Linked DNA regions of Homo sapiens: regions 2 and 3 are each linked to region 1. The links are chromatin contacts, found by Hi-C or POLR2A ChIA-PET in ENCODE. All regions are on one chromosome and are shown on one strand. Each heading gives the region's core, a stretch centred on a gene start or an enhancer-like site at or near the end of the contact. The rest is flanking DNA. Distances are from core to core; before and after follow the strand shown.

The links. A loop is a pair of places that touch in the nucleus more often than their neighbours do. ChIA-PET counts read pairs that join two places held with the same protein, here RNA polymerase II (POLR2A). Pooled maps may share reads with other maps.
Region 2: a loop to region 1 is called in a pooled map, with 3 times the contacts of the local background. The contact joins the promoter of RNF220 here to the promoter of CCDC24 in region 1. A Hi-C loop is called at or near these places in 2 of 50 pooled maps. POLR2A ChIA-PET finds 5 or more read pairs at or near these places in 3 of 52 experiments (H1, K562 and PC-3).
Region 3: a pooled map shows a loop between it and region 1 (5-fold over the local background). The contact joins the enhancer-like site here to the promoter of CCDC24 in region 1. A Hi-C loop is called at or near these places in 1 of 50 pooled maps. POLR2A ChIA-PET finds 5 or more read pairs at or near these places in 2 of 52 experiments (SK-N-SH and common myeloid progenitor, CD34-positive).

The regions. Positions count from the first base shown.
Region 1 is chr1:43,989,988-43,993,411 of GRCh38, forward strand. It overlaps CCDC24 (coiled-coil domain containing 24), which reads left to right and starts at 1,612. Exons shown (of 9, transcript NM_152499.4): 1 at 1,612-1,759; 2 at 1,860-2,017; 3 at 2,225-2,400; 4 at 2,536-2,652. The coding sequence starts at 1,892. B4GALT2 (beta-1,4-galactosyltransferase 2) reads left to right here. Exons shown (of 7, transcript NM_003780.5): 7 at 311-1,181. The coding sequence ends at 461. RefSeq lists silencers at 1,766-1,875, 2,016-2,065.
Region 2 is chr1:44,403,493-44,406,916 of GRCh38, forward strand. RNF220 (ring finger protein 220) reads left to right here and starts at 1,763. Exons shown (of 15, transcript NM_018150.4): 1 at 1,763-2,038. RefSeq lists an enhancer at 2,656-3,178.
Region 3 is chr1:44,260,231-44,263,654 of GRCh38, forward strand. The region is part of intron 7 of ERI3 (ERI1 exoribonuclease family member 3); the gene reads right to left. Among named protein-coding and RNA genes, the nearest start is that of SNORA110, 9.4 kb to the left of the region's middle. Within about 2 kb of position 1,886, at least 3 of the 41 ENCODE cell types and tissues checked have a DNase peak (open chromatin) inside an H3K27ac peak, as active enhancers do.

The DNA.
Region 1 (3,424 bases), core at 362-2,861:
TTGCCTGGCATGGCCTTAGATCCTATTTATAATTAGGTATCTTATTGACACAAACAATGCATTCTGTCAGTCTTGTGATCTCTGCTTTGACGTTAATGCTGGTCATTTGTTGTGTCTAAGCTGCAAAAGGGCGTGGGCATAACATGGCATGTTTGACGTCCCTTCCCATCATAGCTGGAAACCCTGTTTTTAAGGTTCCCTGGGGTCCCCTTGGCCAAAAGGGGGTCCATTTAGTTGGTTGGGGGGTGTAGGATTTTATTTTTAGTTTACAGTTGTTAGCCCTGATGTGGACCATTTCCATCCTATCTAGGTTTACCAAGATTCAAAACACGAAGCTGACCATGAAGCGGGACGGCATTGGGTCAGTGCGGTACCAGGTCTTGGAGGTGTCTCGGCAACCACTCTTCACCAATATCACAGTGGACATTGGGCGGCCTCCGTCGTGGCCCCCTCGGGGCTGACACTAATGGACAGAGGCTCTCGGTGCCGAAGATTGCCTGCCAGAGGACTGACCACAGCCTGGCTGGCAGCTGCTCTGTGGAGGACCTCCAGGACTGAGACTGGGCTCTGTTTTCCAAGGGTCTTCACTAGGCCCCCTAGCTACACCTGGAAGTTTCAGAACCCACTTTGGGGGGCCTCCTGCCTGGGCAGGCTCTTCAAGTGTGGCCCTCTTTGGAGTCAACCCTCCTTCCCGACCCCCTCCCCCTAGCCCAGCCCCAGTCACTGTCAGGGTCGGGCCAGCCCCTGCACTGCCTCGCAGAGTGGCCTGGGCTAGGTCACTCCACCTCTCTGTGCCTCAGTTTCCCCCCCTTGAGTCCCCTAGGGCCTGGAAGGGTGGGAGGTATGTCTAGGGGGCAGTGTCTCTTCCAGGGGGAATTCTCAGCTCTTGGGAACCCCCTTGCTCCCAGGGGAGGGGAAACCTTTTTCATTCAACATTGTAGGGGGCAAGCTTTGGTGCGCCCCCTGCTGAGGAGCAGCCCCAGGAGGGGACCAGAGGGGATGCTGTGTCGCTGCCTGGGATCTTGGGGTTGGCCTTTGCATGGGAGGCAGGTGGGGCTTGGATCAGTAAGTCTGGTTCCCGCCTCCCTGTCTGAGAGAGGAGGCAGGAGCCCCAGGGCCGGCTTGTGTTTGTACATTGCACAGAAACTTGTGTGGGTGCTTTAGTAAAAAACGTGAATGGAGCAGCTCCCTTGTCTGTTTGGGGGTGGGGGTCGGGTCCCTGAACGTGGTTACCCTGAGTGTGTTGTGGTGGAAGGGCACTTGGGGAACCTGGCCCAACAAGTAAACCTGACCCGGGCCATCCTGGTTCTCCAAGCGCTGCCACTCCCTAGGCTTTCACTGGCCTTAAGGGGAAGTTTGTCCTTGCACTGCTTCCGGGACAGTGGAGGCGACGAAGTAATAAACCCGTGGACCCAGATTTCTCAGGTCTTAACACGTTCCCTGAGGCCTAAAGGTGCCCAGGGCCGAGCCCAAAGTGCTTGGGTCAGGGCTCGGTGGAGCGCCGAGGTGAGTCTGAACTCCCAGCCGGCACGCGCCGCCCGCCGGACCAAACACGGGAGGGGGCGGGGCCCTAGAGTCGCGGCGTGGTTTCCCGGGTGATGGCCACGCGGAAGAGGTGGGGCTAGGGCCCTGGTTCCCACTGCCTGGTTTCTGGGCCCCCGGCATCCGAGTCGGCCAAAAGCCGGGCAGAAGAGAGCGCCAAGGACTGGCAGTTCCGGAACGGGCAATCCCAGCCGAGGGGACCAGCGGCAGAGCACGGGTGGGGCTTGGGAGAGGGCGGGGCCCATAGAGGGGCGGGGTTTGGTGAGCGTTGCCGGCGGGCCCGCGGTACCTCCCGCACTCTGACCTGCGGCCCGTAGGTCCGAGCCGGGGACGGCGGCGTCGGTGGGTCATGCTCCGGCACTCCCCCTCGCTGTGGGAGCTGGTGGAGGAGCACGTTCCGCTCCGGGAGCGACGCGAAGTGAAGAGGATTCTGGGGGAGGCGGCGGTGGACCTGAGCCTGGAGCTGCGGGCGGAGGTGGGGAGAGGGAAGGTGGGCCACGCCCCTGGCCTGCCCCACGACTCGGGTGATTTCCCACCTCTGCGGGTCCCTGGCCCTGCCGGGTAACTCCCGAGATCCTATCCTGGTCTCCCCTTTGACTCCGCCCTCTCCCTCACTCCCCCAGCCCCCACCATTCCGGACACTCCCCTCCCCAGTCGCAAGGTATCCCAGCTCTCCTTGCAGGTGGCGATGTTACGGGCACTGCTCCAAGAGGCTCGATCCTCTCAAGCCCCCAGCTCCCGCCCCATCTCTGACCCCTCTTCTCTTCTGGCACCACCGCCTCTCCTAAAGGACCTCTTGCGCCAGGAGCTCCGGCAGTTGCTCCAGGGTCTCCGCCACAAAGCCATCTGTGAGGGCAGGTGGGAGCCTCAGGCCTGGGCCCTTTCCCTAGATACCAGGTGGGCTAGCGCTGCCCCTAACAAGGAGCCAGGGTTGCCTTTTCTGTGGTTTCCAGAAAGGAGCCTCTCAGCTTCCTTCCTGTGCACCTTCTGCAGGGACCAGGCCCAAGCTTGGGTCCAGTATAGCCCCAGGGTCCTGCACTTTGCCTTGGAGGAGCCCAGGTGTGATTTGCCAGAACAGGAGATATTCCAGATGAGAGGTGGTGGGCCCAGGTAAGGTGATGGTAGGAGAGAGGGATCTGTCCCTGCTTGGCAGAGGGCCCTAGCCCACTGGTGGGTTGCACCTGGCTCCATGCAGGAGATTCCAGTCACGGGCTGGGCACTTCCACCGCCACTTGTGATAGAGATTATCAGCCCATGAGGGCTACTGAAACCCAGAGGAAACACCTGCCTAGCCTGGGGACAGGCAAAGCTTCCTGGAGAAAGTGGTTTGATCTGCGTGTTGTAGTATGAGGAGCAGTTTTCAGGGAGATGAAAGAGAAGAGCTTTGTAGGAAGAGGGAAGAAAGGAAGCCATGTCCAGCAGGCGGTTGTTCCTCTGGCCTAGAGAACAGGAGTGAGGGCTGGGCTAGGGAGGCAGGGAGAGCTGAAGAGGATGGTCACAAATGGTATTTACAGCTGGGACTGAATGAGATAAAATATTCATAAGTGGATGGCAGCAACTTCTTATTCTAATCCTCACACAGCCTGAGGAGGTGGGCAAAATCTCCATTTTGCACAAGAGGAAATTAAAGGCCGGGCATAGTGGCTCATGCCTGTAATCCCAGCACTTTGGGAGGCTGAGGCGGGAGGATGGCTTGAGGCCAGGAGTTTGAGATCAGCCTGGGCAATACAGGGAGACCCCATCTTTACAAAAAGTGAAAAAAAAAATAGTCAGGTGAGGTGGCGCATGCCTGTATTCCCAGCTACTTGGGAGGCTGAGGTGGGATAATTGCTTGAGCTCAGGAATTCGGGGCTGCAGTGAGCTATGATTGCACCTGTGCACT
Region 2 (3,424 bases), core at 513-3,012, 410 kb after region 1:
TCTACTAAAAATTATTTGGGCATGGAGGGGCATGCCTGTAATCCCAGCTACTTGGGAGGCTGAGGTAGGAGAATCGCTTGAACTCGGGGCGGAGGTTGCAGTAAGCCAAGATCACACCACTGCACTCCAGCCTGGGCGAGAGAGTGAGATTCCATGTCAAAAAAAATAAATAAATAAAAATAAAGTTCCTCAACAAATAATCCTGATATCACGAATTATAGAAATAGTTGTAAATGTAGAACTCTAAGTGATCAAATTAACAATTTATTTAGAGTTGCCAATTAAAATTTTAAAATACCAACAGCACACATATACATAAACATACTTAATATTTAGATGCTACCTTAATGTTAAACATAAGTAAAAAGGACAATGAAATAATAGCAAGAATGAGATTTTGAGTCTCATTCTTTTTAGACAATTTATAATCCTATGTGGTTCTCTGTAAAGTGGATTATCAGTGTGTACTCCATTTCTCCCCACCCTCCCTTTTTTTTTTCCAGATGAGAAATCTGAGGTTTTAGACACTTAACTACAAAACAAAAGAATGACTTTTTTTTTTTTTTTTTTTTTTGTCACCCAGGCTGGAGTGCAATGGTGTGATCTCGGCTCACTGCAACTTCCGCCTCCCGGGTTCAAGCGATTCTCCTGCCTTGGCCTCCTGAGTAGCTGGGATTACAGGCGCATGCCACCACGCCCGGCTACTTTTTGTATTTTTAGTAGAGACAGGGTTTCACCATGTTTGTCAGGCTGGTCTTGAACTCCTGACCTCTTGTTCCGCCCGCCTCGGCCTCCCAAAGTGTTGGCATTGCAGGCGTGAGCCACCGCGCCCGGCCAGGAATGACTTCTTAAACCAGGATTTGATTTTGGTTGAACTTTGCTTTCAGAACTAGAACTACCTGCTATCCAAGACTTGTTAACCACGTTTTCATGGGCAAATTACAAAACCCTTTCAACCCCAGTTTCCTCTTCTATAAACTAGTGGTAATATTATTATCTCCAGAATTAATCTTAGGAGTAAATGAAATTATGTAAAGGCATTTAGTCTCATAACCGGGCTCCTAGAAAGCACTCAGGAATGTTAGTTCTCTATCCATTTCCCCTGTTTATCTTTGTGTTTGATGAATTATAGGATGATATGAAATGATCTGAAATGAACTGTAATATAAACATCAATAAAACACCAATAAAAAATTTTATTCTCACATCTGGATGCTATACTAGGCCTTCACCTCCTCCAAAAGTTACAGTTTTATTAATATTCATTTATTATTTATTATTATAGTCAAAGACCCAGAGAAGCATTCCAGGAACAAAGCAGCAGGTAAGATTTTTCTGGGAAAAGACAGAGATTTTGAGGGACCCAGGATTTGGGGGTCATTTAAGCAGCAGTGGATGTCAGTCTTCAAGCTTTGCCCATTTACTCTTGGTCCCTTTTGGTTCAGGAAAGGAAGAACAACAAGCACGAAACCATTCACTGAGACCTTTGCGGGTGGGGGAGGAGGGATGTAAACAAAAGCCAACGCTCTCTTTAGTTCACAATGGCTCGCGACCCCAAGACTTCCAAGCTCTTTGGTGAGGGCCAGCAGGTCTGTTCTCCAGGAGTGCCCTGGGTCTGGACTTCATTTCCCAGAGTCCCTTAGTGCCCTAATGTATTCAGTGCTCAGAGTGCCTGTATGTGTGTGAGTGTGAGAGAATGTGTGCGTGCGTGTGTGTGTGCGCGCGTGTGTGTGTCTCCGAGTCCCTGGGAGAGTGGAGGCTCATTCACTGATTAGATCCAGCGCTGAGAGGCAGCACTGCTCCTTCTCTCACGCCAACTGAGTCTCTTGATCTGTACATGCAATCCCAGGCAGCTCGCGAACACAAACCCGGGGCCAGCCGCCTACTGCTGCTGCTGCTGCTGCCGCTGCCGCCGCCGCCGCCGCCGCTGCCTCCGCCGGCTCTGCGAACCCGGGACTTTTCATGCACCACACTCTCCGCCTGCTTCCCTCCGTGTCCTGAAAAGTGCGACCGTTCTCCCAAGGAATTTCCACGGCAAGTATGGAGATCAGAAAGGGGTGTGGACGTGTGTGCGTACCCAAGAGGGGTGGGTGCGAGGGCGGCCGGCTTGTTCAGGAACCTGGCTAACTTTCCGGGTCCGTTTCCTAGGGATTCGGGCGGTTCCCTCTGGACGGGGGCAGGGACTGGGACTCGGACTGGCGCGTCTTGGATCATCGCGACGGAGCCTCTCGGCATCGGCGCCCTGCGCGCTCCGTGCGCTGCCTCGCTCAAACTTTCCGTCTTGAGTTTTCCTTAATGTGTTTTATTTGGGGAGGGGGGGAGGTGCAAGGGGGAGGGACCAGACGCGGGAATTGGACAAGTTGGGAGGGTGAGGGCACTGCAAGGGAAGGGAGCAGGACTTCTTTTCTCCGTCTCTTAATAAGCCCCATTCCCACTTTGTTCGGGTCGATATCGAGAATGCCTTCTCGCCGGGCTCTCTGGTGCACCCCCCGGTGATTTCCGGGCTCCCCTATGTACCCCGCGTTGATTTCCGGCGAGGCCAGGGCTGGGTGGTACTCAGTGGGGAGCCCGAGGCGGCGGGCGGATGGAGAAGGGGCGAGCCGAATGAGAAACTACCCCGACAGCCTCCACCCCACACACAGCCGGCTCCGCGGGATACCCGGGGAGTGGCTGTTTAGCCCTGGACCCCGGGTGCTCGGCTGACTTTTTCCTAGCGGGGGCGGGTGTGAAGGGTGTGGAGGGAGGGAGGTGGGGTAGGATGGATGGATCCTCTGCGGGCAGGAAGGAGGCAGGTGCTAGCATAGAGGCGGACCGTTCTAAACGCCACCGGTAAACTCCCCACTCCTCTGGGCTGGACCGGCCTGGCCGTAGAGTAGCCCGACACGTGGGATCTCCCGGGATTTTCGGGGTCGGGACCCCCTCTCCCAGCGGTTCTACTGAGCAAGGCGGGAGGACGATCGTGGAGACGAGGGCTACTTGACTACTCTACTTGTAGTTTTATTTTTATCTTAGACCTGCCTTAAACTGAGTAACAATTTCTCTTCTGACTTAAGAACAAAACTTTTCAGTGAGCACGCCGGTCGCTGCGGTCCTGCGGCCACTGCCGCCGCGCTTGTCAGCCCGGGCCGAGCGACCTTCTCTGCCCGGAACCCAGCCCCGCCACCGCACTCCGGAGCCTCCGGCCTCCCCCACCCCACCCCCGCCCCCCAACCCGGGGCTTTTCAGGGCTCGGCCTGGGCGTTTCGCCTTTGTGCTTTGTAAGAGAAAGCCTTTTCTTCCAGGGCACAACAAACTTGGGCGGAGAGCTTCCGTGTGGCCCCCCGGGCGAGGCCGCCCACGGTGGTGAGGCCATCCGAGGGGATGCCCGGTTCATCCCCCAGTCCAGGAGCCTCTCCGAGAGCTCGCGGCCCAGGTCGACCCCAGC
Region 3 (3,424 bases), core at 636-3,135, 270 kb after region 1:
GTGAGTGGAGAGACCCACAGTAGGGATTGAGAGGAGGGAAGTTCTCAGGACCAGTGGCCTCTGGAGCCCAGAATGGTGTGTGTTGCTTCTGATCCTGCCTCACTGCACAGGCAGCAATTGGTTGGCTGGGACAGCATGACCCACACAGACTGCGGATTGAGCAGGGGCAGGAGTGTGAGGAGGACCCTAAAGCCAAGCCTCCTGGGAAGGGGCTGGAGACCAAGTAGCAGTGAACCTAAGCCTGGACCTTCTGGTTACAAAGATGAAGGTTGAAAGGACGTGATCAGAGCCACAGAGGAGAGGAGAGAGGCCCATTGTATAGTCTCTGGATGGCTAGAAGGGAGTACCTTTAGAAATAACAACAGGGCTTGGATAAAAAAGAATTTCAGAAATGGAAACTCTAGCCCCTGGGTCTCAGTTTCTTCACTGAAAAATGAGGGACTTTACTGGATTTCTTAGGTCTCTTCTTGATCTGAAATTCATCAGATCTGAGGTACTTCATTCAACTCCCCCACCCCCACCCCAAGAGTCAGGCTTATTTCTGCCCCACATGTTTGCTTATACTATATTTCCCCACCTGGAACGCTCAACTTCCCTTCTCCAAATCCTGTCTGCTAGGACACTACCTTCAGGAAGCCCTTCATGATTTCTCTTTCCCACTCCTCCATGCCCCACCCTGACCTCCACACCCATTTCTCTCAACAGCACTTTGCTTAACCACGTATTTACATAGGGTCTGGTATTCTTACCTGATTGGTCTAGGGATTGTTTTTTATCACTCCCTGACCCCTGACATCCATTTCTTACAGGTCCTAGAAGCAGGCAGGTGCTGTTCTAGCCTGAAGTCTAGGTCCCCACTCCCTCTGCCCACAGTCCTTTGAGAACTCGACAGGCCTCGACTTGAAAAGGGTGCTAAAAGCAATGATGTCTCCAAGTGTGATGGGAGATATTTGTGTCTGCTTTACCCTTGGCTTTTTGCTCCGGTTCAGGTAGGAGCGGGGTGGGCCGGCTGGCAGATCTGAGAGCGTGGCACGCCCCAGCGGGCAGGGCGCACAGCGCGGAGGAAGGCGCGAGTCAGTCTGGAGTGCTCCCCATTTATCAAGCTCACGCAGGCCGCCAGCCGAGCGAGTCTTTCTATCATTACACCTCTCAAAATCCGATTCATACCACTAATCCTGCCTTCATTCTCCCAGATTAATAACATCTCTTTCAACCTTCACAGTGTGATAAATAGACAAAGAGAGAACAAAAGGAGAGACAGAAGAGAGAGAAAGAGCTGGAGCAAGTCCCCATAATAGAGAGAGCTGAGAAAGAGGAGAGGGAAAAAAGGAGAGCGAACGAGAGCAGGCAGCGGCCAGAGACTGCAGCTACCTTAGAGAGCCGCTCTGAGGAGAGCTGGCGGCTGCGCCCCGCTATGCGCTCCGCTCCGTCCCCAAAGAGAAAGAAAGGCTCGTTAACAGCTCCTTCCTGCCTGCACTTTTGTTCAAATTCTTTTCTTCCCTTCCAATCCTGCTTTAGGTCAAATTCCAGTGAAAATGAGTCTCCTGGCTTTCCCATCTACTCCCAGCTTCCCAACCAGGCCCAGGAACCCACCTGGCCCTTGGCAGAAGGGCTGGGTATGGGTACAAGACAGGGCTGGGAATGGGTGTGGCAAAAGCATGCCTAAAGCTTTCCCAGAGCTGTTCTCCTAACCTAAAACCTCACCCTTTTCCTGCTCTTTCAGCAGAACAGGAAGGGAACAGAGTAGAGGGAGGATCTGCTTGGGGTCGTTCCCGAAGGCTCTGTCCTCACATCTTTCCAACCTTAGGCTCCAGACAGTGCAATCCAAGGCCCTCCACCCACCGCAGCCCAGCCAGATGGTGAAAGTAGGTGTCCCTCAGGCTCGCTAAAGCAGAAGTTGGTCCATGTCTCCATATTATAATGGAGAAGTGTGACAAGGACAATAACCCCCACTGGGCCCAGCCCCACCCTAACCAACTGATCTCTGACACTTGTCCTCTCTGCCCCATGCTAGCCTACACTTGTCTCCACAGCACAGTCCCCATCCTTCACAGAGGCCCAGTTCAAGGCCCCCTTCTGGATGCCCATCTGAGCTCTCGCAGGAGAATTCAATTACTCCCTCTCTGGAAATCCAGCAGTTCCATTAACCTTCCTTCTCCGGGCTCTGGAAGGCAACACCATTTATATTACCCTGTAGAGATGGTGTGCTTCTCTCACTCCCCTGGGAATCTGTCTTCTGAGTTCTCTATCTCCAAGTCGAAGCTGCCCATGGCACAGCACTTCCATCTGGGCACCCACGCCCTCACAATCTAGCAGAGTGGGGGAGGTGGGGCTACACCAGGCTGCCAAGACTACCCTATCCCTTAGCACGCTTGTGGCAGGCGCAGGGTCAGTGGGGATGGCACAGGCAGAGGGAAGATCTGCCCTGCCCAATCCAGCCTAGCGGGAGGAGCCTTCTAGAAGTGTCAAGGCTTCTCTGAGGACAATGCCTTGTGAGGTACAGGAAAGACCTAAGCGGACCTTCAGCAGAAAGCTGGTGGCCTGGTGGTCTATTTAGAGCAGGTCCCATCTAGGGAACATCTTACTGACACTCTCCAGATTCTTTCCTCCCAAAAGCTTCCCTGCTTCCCTCCCTCTATTTCCTGCCCCAAAACTCAGCCTTTCTCTGGGCCAGAATGGCTGCTGCCTACTCCCACCGTTCACTCCCAGGAACCCCATCACTTCCAGCCACAGCTCTCAAGTTTGCCCAGTCACATTTCCACTTGGGGAAATAACCTGAAAGCAGAAAAAAAGAGGCTTCACAGGGCCAAGTAAAAGAGCAAACCACAAGGGGAAAGGGATGTTGAAATGGGCAGTCCTTGGGATCCCTTTCATTAAAAAATCCAGAAGTTCCATTAACCTTCCCTCAGCTCCTACATCAGAAGGATTCTCACACTTTTTTCTATTTCACTAGCCCTCCAGGATCAGACACTTGGAAAAGGGAGGGGGAAGAATGATAGTAACTGATGTTCATCCATGGGCCCAAGCGACCCAAGGAGGTCAGGGGCTGAAAACGAAAAGCAAGAAGGAGATTGTACAGTCTCAGTGAAGGGGAACTGTCCTCCCTAAAATAAGCCCAGCCAGCTGGTGCCCTGGCTTTCAGGGCAGGCTGGGTCCAACTGGCCACACAGGCCCACACTGCCTCTCAGCCCAAGGTCACAGTAGGGTTCCAGAAACTTGGAATGGATCTCTGGTCCTTCTTCCACTAAGAGCCTGTGTTGTTGGCAGATCAGATAGCCTCAGCCGGAGTCAACTTTGTAGTACCTTAGATACAGACAGGCAGCAGGCCCAGACACCCTCAGCTTTGTTCTAAACAGCTTCCACACTCTCTAAGCAACCAGGTGGCTTCCTGGACAGCTTCCCCGGGGGCTCAGAAAGATGCTCT